Regions from separate parts of the Homo sapiens genome. Here region 2 is linked to region 1. A link is an interaction called in ENCODE POLR2A ChIA-PET data of the cell type or tissue named here. Cell type or tissue: CD4-positive, alpha-beta T cell. All regions are shown on one strand. Links, peaks and the distances in the headings refer to the core of each region. The heading gives the core; the rest is flanking DNA.

The links. ChIA-PET counts read pairs that join two places held together with the same protein. Peaks named below come from ENCODE experiments on the same cell type or tissue, not always from the same donor. Only the 100,000 strongest peaks of a DNase experiment are listed, where the experiment ranks them.
Region 2: POLR2A ChIA-PET joins it to region 1 with 10 read pairs; 19 of 35 experiments call an interaction of 5 or more read pairs at or near these places.

The regions. Positions count from the first base shown.
Region 1 is chr17:78,249,921-78,259,396 of GRCh38, reverse strand. It overlaps LOC105371910 (a long non-coding RNA gene), which reads right to left. Exons shown (of 2, transcript NR_164160.1): 2 at 6,906-8,175. It also overlaps the pseudogene THA1P. Among named protein-coding and RNA genes, the nearest start is that of TMEM235, 23 kb to the right of the region's middle. RefSeq lists enhancers at 152-321, 1-731, 4,738-5,007, 4,558-5,275, 5,276-5,994 and 4 more, silencers at 594-643, 5,038-5,187 and cis regulatory regions at 294-882, 2,382-2,840. In CD4-positive, alpha-beta T cell, for the core only: no CTCF peak of the experiment used is centred there; DNase peaks (open chromatin) are centred at 3,884, 4,215, 4,756 and 5,401; H3K4me3 peaks cover 846 bases; H3K27ac peaks cover 347 bases.
Region 2 is chr17:78,359,007-78,361,506 of GRCh38, reverse strand. It overlaps SOCS3 (suppressor of cytokine signaling 3), which reads left to right and starts at 1,430. Exons shown (of 2, transcript NM_003955.5): 1 at 1,430-1,757; 2 at 2,324-2,500. The coding sequence starts at 2,412. It overlaps SOCS3-DT (SOCS3 divergent transcript), which reads right to left and starts at 1,059. Exons shown (of 5, transcript NR_110847.1): 1 at 734-1,059. RefSeq lists silencers at 529-578, 809-1,008, 1,069-1,378, 1,389-1,668, 2,079-2,318 and an enhancer at 1,426-2,074. In CD4-positive, alpha-beta T cell, for the core only: CTCF peaks have their summits at 365 and 572 (motif pointing left); DNase peaks (open chromatin) are centred at 556, 1,266 and 2,336; H3K4me3 peaks cover 2,044 bases; H3K27ac peaks cover 471 bases.

The DNA of each region.
Region 1 (9,476 bases), core at 3,257-5,756:
GAACATCCTGTGGCTTCCTGTTGAAGTCATGCACAGGGTCTCCCCAGCTCTGTAGCCCCCCTGCTCTGCACCTGGCTGGGGAACAGCCCTCACGCCCCCCTCACTCCACCCCCCATTCTCTCCCGGTCTCGCACCCTCATGGCACCTCACTCTGGATTTCCGGAGATGGTGCTGAAGGCGAACCTGGAGAGGGACATCTTTCCCACTAGGGGGTCCCAGTTGGGGAAGTGCAGGGGCTTGGAGGAGCTCCCTCCCTTCCCCTTCCCACCCTCCCAACAGCACACATGACCTTGACACCCAGTGGCCCCCACGTGGGCCAAGTGCATGCCCACCATGGGCCCAGCCAGGCCCCCAGGCCCAGCGCCCTGTCCTTTGCCACCCAGTCCCCCAGGCTGGGAATGATGATGGCAGTGCCGACAACTCCCCTCTGGATCCCAAGCTATCGGGGCTGGGCTTAGGCTAGGGCGCTATAGATCCTGCAGGCTCAGGGCCAAGAGGATGGGATGGAAAGGACATTTCCCCCCCCCCACCCCCCCCACCTGTTTACCAGGACCCAGGGCCGCTATCTCCAGCTGCGATCTGCTGCCTCCCTTTATCTCAGCGGGGCCAGCCCTGGGTTCCCAGCAGCAGCCTCCCCGGCGCGCACTTCCTGCCAGCAGCCCAGCGTTACAGGAATCCGCACACTGAACTCAGCATGTGAGTGTGTGCCCACACCCCAGCGCCTGCGCCTGGGCGGGTGCCAGGGAGCCGGGGGCGCCGTGAAAGGCAGCCCACCTGGGGCTTATGTCGCAAGGCCCCCTCCAGCCAGCCCAGTGGCCTCCCACTGCTCAGGGGAGCCGCAAATCTCTCAAGAAGGCCAGGGAGGGGGCTGTCTTCAGGACCCCCAGACCTGACTCTGAGAGGCTGAGGCCAGGCCAGCCCCTGTTCCTCTGGAATCCTCGCCATGTCCTTCTGCACAGGGGTCTCACACCCTGGGGGGTGTGCACACTTCTGCCTGGGGGGTCCCAGGGGCAGGGGATGGCGAACCACATGTCCCTCCATTGTCAGTCACCTGGCTGGTGTTTACTGAGTCCTGTGGTCCTGGCACTGGGCTAGGCATGCAGGACACACCAAAGGAGGAGGGCGTCTGGGCCCTGCAGGCACAGGGCATCAGCCACACGGAGAAGTCAGAGGAGTAAACAGGCAGCTGTGACCCGTGCGCAGTGGGAAGAAAAGGTGCTATAGGCAGCACAGGAGGAGGGCTACCTCCATCCCCCACTGGGCTGGGCCAGGAGGGCTTCATGGAGAATGAGGCGTCTCAGCTAAGATCTGAAGACTTAGAAGGTGGTGACCAGGGATGCGTGCCGACGGTTGGGGGTTTTCCAGACAGAATGCAGGTGCAGAGGTCTCGGGGTGAAAGAGAGGCCAGCGCATTCGGGAACAGAAGTGTTGCAAGCCAGAGTGTGGGGCGGGGAGGCGTCTGGGAGGCAGAAGGGCTGGATCCCACAGAGGCCAGGGAGGAAGCCCCGCCGAGGGGCCCCACTGCACCCACGGACAGAGGAGCTCAGAAGTTTGGGAAGGGCTGGGCTGCAGGGGTCAGTCCTGGGGGGCAGGGGCTCAGGAGAGAAGGGAGCAGCTGGCATGTGGGGGTGGGGCCAGCCTGCGTTGGGGCAGGAGATGACCCCAGGACCTCCAGTGATGGTGACCCTTCTAGTGAGAATGTCAAGAAGAACTGCAGAGAGGGGAGGGAAGAGGGTCAGTGCTGGGACAGGGGTGGGGGCAAGTAGAGTTGGCTCCACAGAGGGCTTTGGGCTTCTCATCCCAGCCTGGGAACTGCGGCCCGTCCCCAGCTTACCAGCAAGACAACTCAGATCTCAGTTGCAGCCAGGGTCACACACACACACGTGCGCACACACACATGCACACACACACACACACCCATGTACACACGCATGCACACACACACATGTAGGAGCCCAGACAACCCCCCAGAGGCCAAGCTGGGGTCATGGGGTCCACCTGCCACAGGCCTCACTGCACCTTTCCGTGTGAGAGCCCACCCTTCTTGCTCCTCCACACTGTCAGACCCCACTGGGACAAGGCAGGGCTGGCCCAGGTGACCCGGGGACTAGATAGGAGGACCCAGAAGAAGGAAACTGTTCTGCCCCAGGTTCCCCCAGGGAGAGGCCACCTATCTGGGGAGACAGCTCTGATTTGGGAGAAAGGGAGAAAGGCCCTGTTGGGTGACCAGCTGTGCCTCTCGGGCAGGGTCCTCGGGCCTCTGTGACCCCAGCCTCCCTGCCCATCCTTCCACTGCAAAGCCGCTGGGACCATTGGCAGGGAAGCTGCAGAGGGCAGGCTTTGCAGACTGCGAAGCTTGGCAAACAGGAGGCCATTCTGTGATTCTGCCATAGCTCGAGGGGCCGGGGGTCCATTTGTTTGTCCCCCTTCTCCCCTGAGCGCTGCTATCCCTGCCCCCAGTCCCTGCCCCGCCAGACCACCTCCTTTCCTTCCCACAGAGGCCTCCGTTCCCCGCCCCCTACTTCCCAGCAGAAGGTCTGGAGCCAGACAATGAGATAAGGGGCTTGTTTTCTAAGGGCAGGAATTTGGTGCAGATTGTGGGTCAGGCCCAGAAGGGCTCTGGGGAGGGGAAGGCAGCAAGCCTGTCCATCACATGGGTGTCCTTGGGACCACTGACCCTGCGGGTACTTACAATTCCCACCAAGCTGAAGGAAGAGAGATGGAGAGCCCCTGAGAGGTCATCAGGCCCCGGATGTAGCTTTTGGGCTCCATCCCCACCCCTGCTCACTTCCCCAGCCACGCTGGCCCTCAGGGCCACAAACGCAGCAGCTCCTCTCTACCCAGAGGCTTCACCCCTGCTATCCCTCTGTCCAAAGTCGGCTCCATCTTCGAAGCTCAGCCTAATCACTGCTTCCTCCAAAAAGCCTGCCCTGCTGCCTGGACTGGGACTGTTAGAGCTGCTTCCTCGCTGCCATCCTCTCACGGCCAGCATCTTGTCCCCCACCCCTGGGACCTGAGCTCTGGAGGGCAGGCCACCTCTGCTCGCCCTAAGTCCCCAGGCCTGACCTGGAGCTGGCCTGTGGTAAAGGCCTGGCCATGACTGATCTAGGATGGGTGTCCTCCTCACCAAGGGCCACCCTCACCAGACGCTTGGCCCAGCAGCTGTGGCCCCTCCTGGATCTTTCTCCTATGGGGGACAGAAAGAGGAAGAGGAGCCGCTGAGTGGCAATGGGTGCCTGTGCTCCCTGTGTGGGGGAAGGGCACCCCACAGTCTAGACTGTGTCAGAGTTCACCCCAAAGCCCCCGGGCCCTCAGAGTTCCAAGCTGGGATCAGTAACGACAATGATAATAACAGCCACAGCTGGGCAGGTCGTGATGGCTCACGCCTGTAATCCCAGCACTTTGTGGGGCTGAGGGAGAATCACTTGGGCTCAGGAGCTTGAGACCAGCCTGAGCAACACAGCAAGACCTTGTCTCTACGAAAAACACAGAAAGATTAGCCAGGCATAGTAGCACTTGCCTGTAGTCCCAACTACTTGGGAGGCTGAGGTGGGAGGTTCACCCAAGCCCAGGAAGTCAAGAATGCACTGAGCTGTAATCACACCACTGCACTCCAGCTTGGGGGATAGAGTGAGACCCTGTCTTAAAAAATTAAAAAACAGCCACAGTGGGGTGACCACCCTGAGCTTACAGCAAGCCAGGCATTGGGGTCAGCACCAAACACATATCCAGTCACTGAATGCTCACAACAGCCCAATCTGCAGTTGAGGAAACCGAGGCACAAAGAAGCTACATGGCTTGTCCAAGGCCACACAGCTGGCTTGAACTTCAGCACCACCCTGCCCCCATGGAGGCAGTCCACCCAGGGGCAGGGGCCTATGGAGGAGGGGCTCCCCACGCATTCTTTTAGCGGTCTCCCCTTAGACTGGAACCCGGCTGGAGACATAGCCCTGTCCCCCAGCCTGGCACCTGGACACCTGGACACTGCCTGGCGCACCGAACTTGCTCAACAAATCAATACTGAAGATGGTAAACGAGGGAAGCTGTGTTTTAGGGGCAGCATGAAACAGTGATTTAGGGCTGCCCTCTGGAGACAGCGGTACCCCGCCCGGACCAATTCCTACCCAAGTGGCCTCCAGCTGTCCGTTAGCTCCGCGTCTCCTGTTCCCCATCTGCAAGACAGGGATAGCAATAGTGCTTGTCTCCTAGAGTCGTTGGGAGGTTTAACTGAGCTAACATTTGCAAAGGGCCTGGGGCAGAGCCTGGCACATGGCAAGTGCCACATGAGCGTCTGTGTTATAAAAGCTCGCCCAGGGCTGGGTGCAGTGGCTCACGCCTGTAATCCCAGCAATTTGGGAGGTCAAGTCGGGTGGATCACCTGAGGTCAAGAGTTCGAGACCAGCCAGGCCAACATGGTGAAAACTCCTCTCTACTAAAAATACAAAAAAAAAAAAAAATTAGCTGGGCGTGGTGGCGCGCGCCTGTAATCCCAGCTACTCGGGAGGCTGAGACAGGAGAATTGCTTGTACCTGTGAGGCGGAGGTTGCAGTGAGTCAAGATCGCGTCACTGCACTCCAGCCTGGGCGACAAAGCGAGACTCTGTCACACACACACACACACACACACACACACACACACACACACACACTCGCTCGGCCTCGGTTTCTCCTTCAATGAGCAGAACCTTCTGCTTCAGCATCACGGGCTCGCTGGTTCTCCGCCGCGACGCAGCCCGTACTACAACTCCCAGCGTGCCACGGGGCCCGTTCGCAGACGCTCGCGCACGCCCGCCGCGAGGGAGCGCGAACTACAACTCCCAGCGTGCCACGGGGCTCGCTCCCTGGACCCCCGGCCCAGGGCGGCTGCTTCCCAGCTCTAGGAATTCTGGCCGCACCGACCACGTCGCTCTCGCCGCCTTCGCTGGGGAGTAGAGGAGTCAGCAGCTCCCGCCGGGGTGGGGAGTCGGGCGCTGCCCGCGCCATGCTCCGCAGACTGGCCCGAGCGGCGGCCCCGGTACATGGGGCGCTCCGGGCGGGGTGTGGGAGCGCGGGGGTCGCAGCCTACGTGGTGGGCCTGCGCAGCGACAAGGTGACCAGGCCCGGGCCGGCCATGAGGTGCGTCATGGCCGAGGCGGTCGTGGGGGACGACGACTACGGCGAAGACCGGCGTGCAGGCCGGGGGTCGTGGAGGCGGCAGCGGAGCGCTGTCCGTGATGGTCTGGGACGCAGGGGAAGTGGCTCCCTTGGCGCTTAAAACCCATTTATGCCTAGTGTTCCATTATTGGAACGCTAAGCATCTGGGAGGTATTTATGTCCTACTGCTCAAGGTCATCGCCAAGGTCTGATGGCAAAAATTCAAAAAATTGCAACCTCCGACATAAATGGGTGTAATGAACACCTGCCACAGGATAGGCTTGCCGTCTGCGTGCGTGCTGCTGTTACCTGAAAGTTAGAAATGCAGATTCCGGCCGGGCGCAGTGGCTCAAGCCTGTAATCCTAGCATTTTGAGAGGCCAAGGCAGGCGGATCACGAGGTCAGGAGTTCGAGACCAGCCTGGCCAACATGATGAAACCCCATCTCTACTAAAAATACAAAAATTATCTGGGCGTGGTGGTGGGCACCCGTAATCCCAGCTTCTCAGGAGGCTGAGGCAGGAGAATCACTTGAACCCGGGAGGCAGAGGTTGCAGTGAGCTGAGATCGTCCCACTGCATTCCAGCCTGGGCGACAAGAGCGAGACTCCATCTCAAAAAAAAAAAAATAAAAATAAAAATAAATAAATAAAAGAAATGCAGATTCACATGGCCTGCCGAGAAGAACCTGCATTTCTATAGGCTCACCAGGTGGTTGTGTGTGTCCTGCATTGTCACCCAGCTGCCCCCTGAGATGGGTGATGTCCAGTCTTGCAGAGGAGGGTTCTGAGATGTGGAGGGAGGCGCTCCAGGCCCCATACTTAGTAAATGGCAGAACCAAGGTTTGAACCCGGGTCTTCTGACTCTGAAACCCACAACTGTTCTCCTGCACTGCCTTCCCCCACAGAAGGCAAATGGAAAATAGATGTAGAAAGGGGCAGGTTCTACAGGCTGCACCTCGCAAGGAGTGGGTTCTAATAACCTAGGGAGTGTCTCCAGGGTACAGCGACCCCCAGCCCCAGCCCTGGGTTGTGAGTTGCCATAGTGAACCACTTTGACTGTTGGGGTGTGCACACCCCTCAGCTAGGCCAGGACAAGCCATGGGGTCACCAGTTGAATCCCGAGGGCCCGTCTGCTAAGGGGTTAAGGGATGGCTGGGGCTAAGCATGTATCCAGCTGCTGCCCAGCGTTGCTGGAGATGCTGATCTCCATGCTCCCAGGCAGCCTCACATGTCAACAAGTCACTGCCGCTCAAGGAGAGGCTGGGGAGGCGCTTGAGTTGATGGGAGTCTAGAGAGGGTGCCCTGGGAAGCAGAGGATGGGGCGAGGCTGTGGCTCACGGGGAAGGGGGCTTCACAGAGGAGCCCTCCTGCAGGCTGAGTGGAAGCATCCCAGGCAGGGAAGGGAGCGCCGGCTCACAGGGCAGGGGTCTTCAGGAGCAGAAGCAGACTGGTGAGAAAGGTCTTCAGGGCGCAGGTGGGGATGTGGCAGGTGTGGAGAGTGCAGGAGGCTCTGAGGAGGGGGGGCAGAGGCCAGGTCACTCCAGCCCTGAGTGTCATGCTAAGGACTTGATGCCACAGTTGGGGGGACCACAGTGGGCTTTACAGCAAGAGCGGGAGCCTTCCTCACCCTCCAGCTGCACCCTCACACCCCGTCCAGCCCCCCACTCATCCCTCCTGACGAGGAAAGGAAGTCAGCAGAGAAACCACAGGCCCCACCTGCAAAGGGCTGAGGGGAAAGGAAGTGAGACAGGTGTGAGGTCTGCCGGGGACAGGTTCAAACCACAAGAGAGGTTCTTGGGGGGAGCGGGGAGAGGCCATGGCCCAGGGTAGGTGGGGTGCAGAGTTGACTGAGGGCCCTGTGGGGCTGGATGTGTGGTTGCTAAGCCCACAGAGTGTGCAGCTGGTGGATGGGGCTCCAAACCCACTCAGCTGCTCACCGGAGCCTCGGGCTAGGGGCCTCACCTGGGCTCAGGGCGTGCTCTGGCCCAAGTGACACAGGGAAAGCAGCATGGACGGTGCTGACACCCGAGTGTGCAAGCACAGCGGCTTCCCTGTCCCTCCGCAGAGCTGCAAGAAATGGCTGTGGAGCTGCTAGGGCTGGGGCGCACCCTCTTTGTGCCCTCCAACACTATGGCCAACCTCATCTCTGGTGAGCGCAGGGCGACTTCTGTCTGCCTAGCAGGTCCTCAGTGCATATGGGGGGGCTCTGACACTCATGGACCACATTCCTCCATTTCTGTTGGGTTGGTGGGGAGCCCTGGAAGGAGATGGGGGAGGAGGACAGTGGGGGCTGCAGGTCTGCTCCTCCCTAGCTCCTCTTCCGAGGGTCCCCAGGGCCTCTGGGCCAGCGTCAGGGACCTCTCCACATAGCCCTGGCTCCGGGTTCCTGCAGCCACACCTTCCTCTCACCCCTCAGGCCTGTTCTCCGGGCTTCCCTGCTCCTGCCTCCCCTCTATAAACCGTCCCATGATTAAACACTGCCAGTTTCCCAGTGTGTGTGTGCCGTCTGTTTCCTGCCAGGGTCTGACGACTGCAGGTGCCTCGGCTGCGTGTCCACCAAGAAGCAGCATTGCAGCAGCTTCTCCAGCAGGCGATGCTCTGTGGAGGGGCCTCCAGGCGCAGGTGTGCAGGCTGGGTGTGGCCCAGCGATTCCCAGCGCAGCACAGCTATCCTAGACTTGTGTGTTTAATGGGATGGTCTTCTGGCACGTAGCACTGAGGTGTCTTGAAGGTGCTGTTTCCTTGCCGGCCTCAGGCATTTGTGAGTTGACTGTAGCCTTAGGGCTCAGCCTAGCCACGCTGAGCAGGGCCACATGCCTCCAGACTCAATGCCAAGACCTGCCCTCCTTCTGTCTCAGTGATGTGTCACTGCTGGCGCCGGGGCTCCCAGCTCCTCCTTGGGCAGGAGTGCCACCTCCACGTCTATGAGCAGGGTGGGGTGGCTCAGGTAAGGAGCAGGCATTGCTCACCTGGGGCCCTGGGCATCCTCCAGCCAGCACAGGCTGCTCAGGGGCAAACCCCCTTCCCAGGCACCAGGCTGGGACCTGCGGAGGGGAGAAAGGGACAGCCATGGAGAAGCTGGCTGGGATGGCAGCCTCTCCAGGGGAGGAAGGAAGGAGAGCAGAGCCCCAGATTTGCCACGTGGGGGCGGCAGCGGCTGGGGCTGGCCCCAGGCTTGCCGGGCAGACACCTGGGCGGTGCTTGGTGCCTGGTGCCCTCTAGTGGACACTCGGAGCACTCCCGCGCTCCCGACGGGAGCCAGACAGCAGCATCTGAAGAGTTAATAGGGGAGGGGCCCAGTGCCCCCCAGCTGGGACGTCTGTCTAGATGCACAGAACAGAGGAAAGGCTCCAAGGCCCAGGCCTCGGGGGAGCAGACACAGGACTCAGGGTCTGGCTCCTTACTCCAGAGGAGCCCCCCACTCCGCCAAGAGGTGCCCCTGGACCCCTCAGCCCTCATCCTCTTCCTGACCCACAGAGGGCTGGAGTGCACTCCCACTCCCTCCCAGAGCTGCCCCACTGCACTCTGGACTGGCTGAGCTGGAGAGGATGATCACGCGGGGCCTCCAGAGTCCCTACCACCAGGTCTGCGAGCTCATTTGCCTGGAGAACTCACACAGCATCTCGGGGGTCCGGATCCTCCCCATCAACTACCTACGCCAGGTAGGCCCAGCCCCACCACTGTGTGCCCCCCACCAGCCTGATCCTGGCTTCCTGTGCCCCTGGCCCATCCTGGGGTTCAGTCCCCTCTGATTTATGCCATGGGCACCCATCAGCGGCCAGACCTGTCACAGGAAGGACACATGTGTGGTCCTAGGCTGAGACACAAAGGGAATTATTACCCCAGGTCAGGGCCCCTAGTCCCTGCACCAGCCCAACAGCAGAGATGCCCCCACCCCCAAGTCCCCAGAGCTGAGTCCCAGAGCAGCACCAGGACCTGCTGCCCTGGCGCAGAAACGTGTGCCCCATGAGGCTGCAGGAACAAGCTCGTGTGAGTGCCCTCCACCTGGTCCTTGCCACCCACGTGCGAGGTGAGGAGGCCGCAGTGTCTGAGCTCTGCTGTTTACCAGACACTAGTTAGGCAGCAGCCTAACTCTCCAAGCCTTGCGTTCCTTGCCTGTGAAATGGGAGCAGCGGCGTCTCCCTCGAGTTGTTGTGCAGCCTAAATGAGGTGACACACATTTACCCTTGGCCCACGGTCGTTTGGCCCATGCTCAGTGTGCGACAAAGCTGGGTTAAATGTGCACCCCCAGATCCTCCCAGAGCCCAGCATGGAGGCTTAGGCAGCACAGCCTGACTGCTTGGGTCCCAGATCACCAGAGCCAGTCACCAGCCAGGTCTCCTGA
Region 2 (2,500 bases), core at 1-2,500, 110 kb before region 1:
ATTATCCTGGTATCTAGGAAGAGCGCAGGGCCCCAGGCCCACAGCGTCTGCATCCCGAGAGGTGAAAATCTAAATGCCACTGAGGCAGCTCTCGGGTGTCCCCAGCACCACACAGCCCATTTGGGGACAAGATGACAAAACTTGCCATCCTTCATAAGGCTGGCCCCGGGTCTCCAAGCCCAAACTATCTACGTCAGTGCCAACGTGACCAGCAGCAAACCAATCTTTCACCTCAATCACTTCCTCTCCTCCCCTCTACCCCCTCCCCGCCAGTGATCAAGTCCTCCCCCACCCCAAGAGAGGCAGGGGGTCACATTCCAGGGGGTGTGGGCCATCTGGCAGTAGCCTGAACCCCGGAAAACTGCTTTCCGGAAATTCTCTCCTGCTAGAATTTTATTCCCAGGTCTGACCCCAGCCTGGGGTGTGAATGCCCCCTTCTCGGCCACCTTTCCAGCTCCGGAGACAGCCATTCCCGCAGATCCCTGGCGTGCCTATTCCAAGGCCTGGGCCGCGCAGCACCAAACTGCCCTCCCCTAGGAGACCCCAGGGCGCCCTCTGGCGGACGCGGGCCGTAGGTTGGGGCCATCGTTCCACCTCGAGCTCTCCAGCCCGGCCGAGAGCACCTGGCCCAACCCACACCGGACCAACCAGGTTTGCAGACCCCAGTGCATGAAAGCGTTTTCATAGGGGAGGGGAGGGGGGCTCCACACTCGCGTCAGGGTTGGCAAAGAACCTGGCAGTGGGCCGAGGCTGGGTAGCTGCCACGAAGGGGCGTCCCCTGCAGCCCTGGGTCTCCCCTCTGGAATCTGCCCGCAGGTGACTGTCGCACGTCTCCAACCTCCGGCTCCCGGGTCTGACCCCAGCCCCGCTGCCTGGCTGTGGGGTAGCCCCACTTCCCTTTCGGCTGGCCCGGGCCGCCTGACCCGCAGTTGGGCCCTCGGGGAGGCCCGGGTGGCGGCGAGGGGGTGTCCCCGCGGGGTCCGGGAAAAGGGGAAGGGGAACCGGGAGGCTCTCCAGGTCGGCCTCCTAGAACTGCCCGCTCTCCCGAAGCGGCGCCCCCGCCTCTGCCAGAAATCAGCCTTCTTAGAAGGGAGGGGGGTGGGGGGAAAGTGTGAATGAGAAGTTGGGGGCGGAGCGCGCGGCGGGGAGGGGCCGCTGCCAGGAACGCGCCGCCGGGGCTGGCGCCGCGCCCACCGGCCGCCTCGGCCGCCTCTCGTCGCGCTTTGTCTCCGCGCGCGTCCCTCCCGGTCCCTGCCCCTGCTCGCGGCCCGCCCTCGGCGCCCGCGGCCCCTCCCTCACCCTCCGCGCTCAGCCTTTCTCTGCTGCGAGTAGTGACTAAACATTACAAGAAGGCCGGCCGCGCAGTTCCAGGAATCGGGGGGCGGGGCGCGGCGGCCGCCTATATACCCGCGAGCGCGGCCTCCGCGGCGGCTCCGACTTGGACTCCCTGCTCCGCTGCTGCCGCTTCGGCCCCGCACGCAGCCAGCCGCCAGCCGCCCGCCCGGCCCAGCTCCCGCCGCGGCCCCTTGCCGCGGTCCCTCTCCTGGTCCCCTCCCGGTTGGTCCGGGGGTGCGCAGGGGGCAGGGCGGGCGCCCAGGGGAAGCTCGAGGGACGCGCGCGCGAAGGCTCCTTTGTGGACTTCACGGCCGCCAACATCTGGGCGCAGCGCGGGCCACCGCTGGCCGTCTCGCCGCCGCGTCGCCTTGGGGACCCGAGGGGGCTCAGCCCCAAGGACGGAGACTTCGATTCGGGACCAGGTAGGAAGGAGGAGCGCGGCGTGGGGAGGGGTCTCGCTCAGTCCCGGGAGCTTTTCCCGGTTTCCCCTCCCCTTCCCGGGTCATTCCCGGCAGGGAGGTGACGAGGTAGGGGCAGAGCGGATGGAAGCCGGAGATCCCAGGTTCCCGGAATACTCCGGCTGGGGCCTTCGGGCTTCTCCTGTCCCCTCCCTACCCCCGTGCCTCGGGTTTCTCCCTCCGTCCACACCGCCCGGGGCTACTGGACTGAGCGGCGCCCAGGCAGTCCCGGGGGCCCTTCTCCTGCTCCCCACCCGGCCACACTCCTGGAGACCTAACTTCCGCGCGCGAGTTTCCCACGCTGCGCCCTTGCAGTGCGCGCCTGGGAAGGGGCTGCCCGGGGCCACCCTGCCGGCAGGGGCGGGAGCCGTGCGGGCTCCGTGAGGCGCCTGGATCGGAGCGCGGGCCCAGGAGAGGGCCCCCGGGGCAGTGGGTGCCCCAGTCGCTCGGCGAAGGCAGGGGAGCCGGGGCGGGCCGGGCGCGCTGGAGGGTTCCGGGCACTCAACGCGCTCGCGCCTTCCTCTCCGCAGCCCCCCGGGATGCGGTAGCGGCCGCTGTGCGGAGGCCGCGAAGCAGCTGCAGCCGCCGCCGCGCAGATCCACGCTGGCTCCGTGCGCCATGGTCACCCACAGCAAGTTTCCCGCCGCCGGGATGAGCCGCCCCCTGGACACCAGCCTGCGCCTCAAGACCTTCAGCTCCAAGAGCGA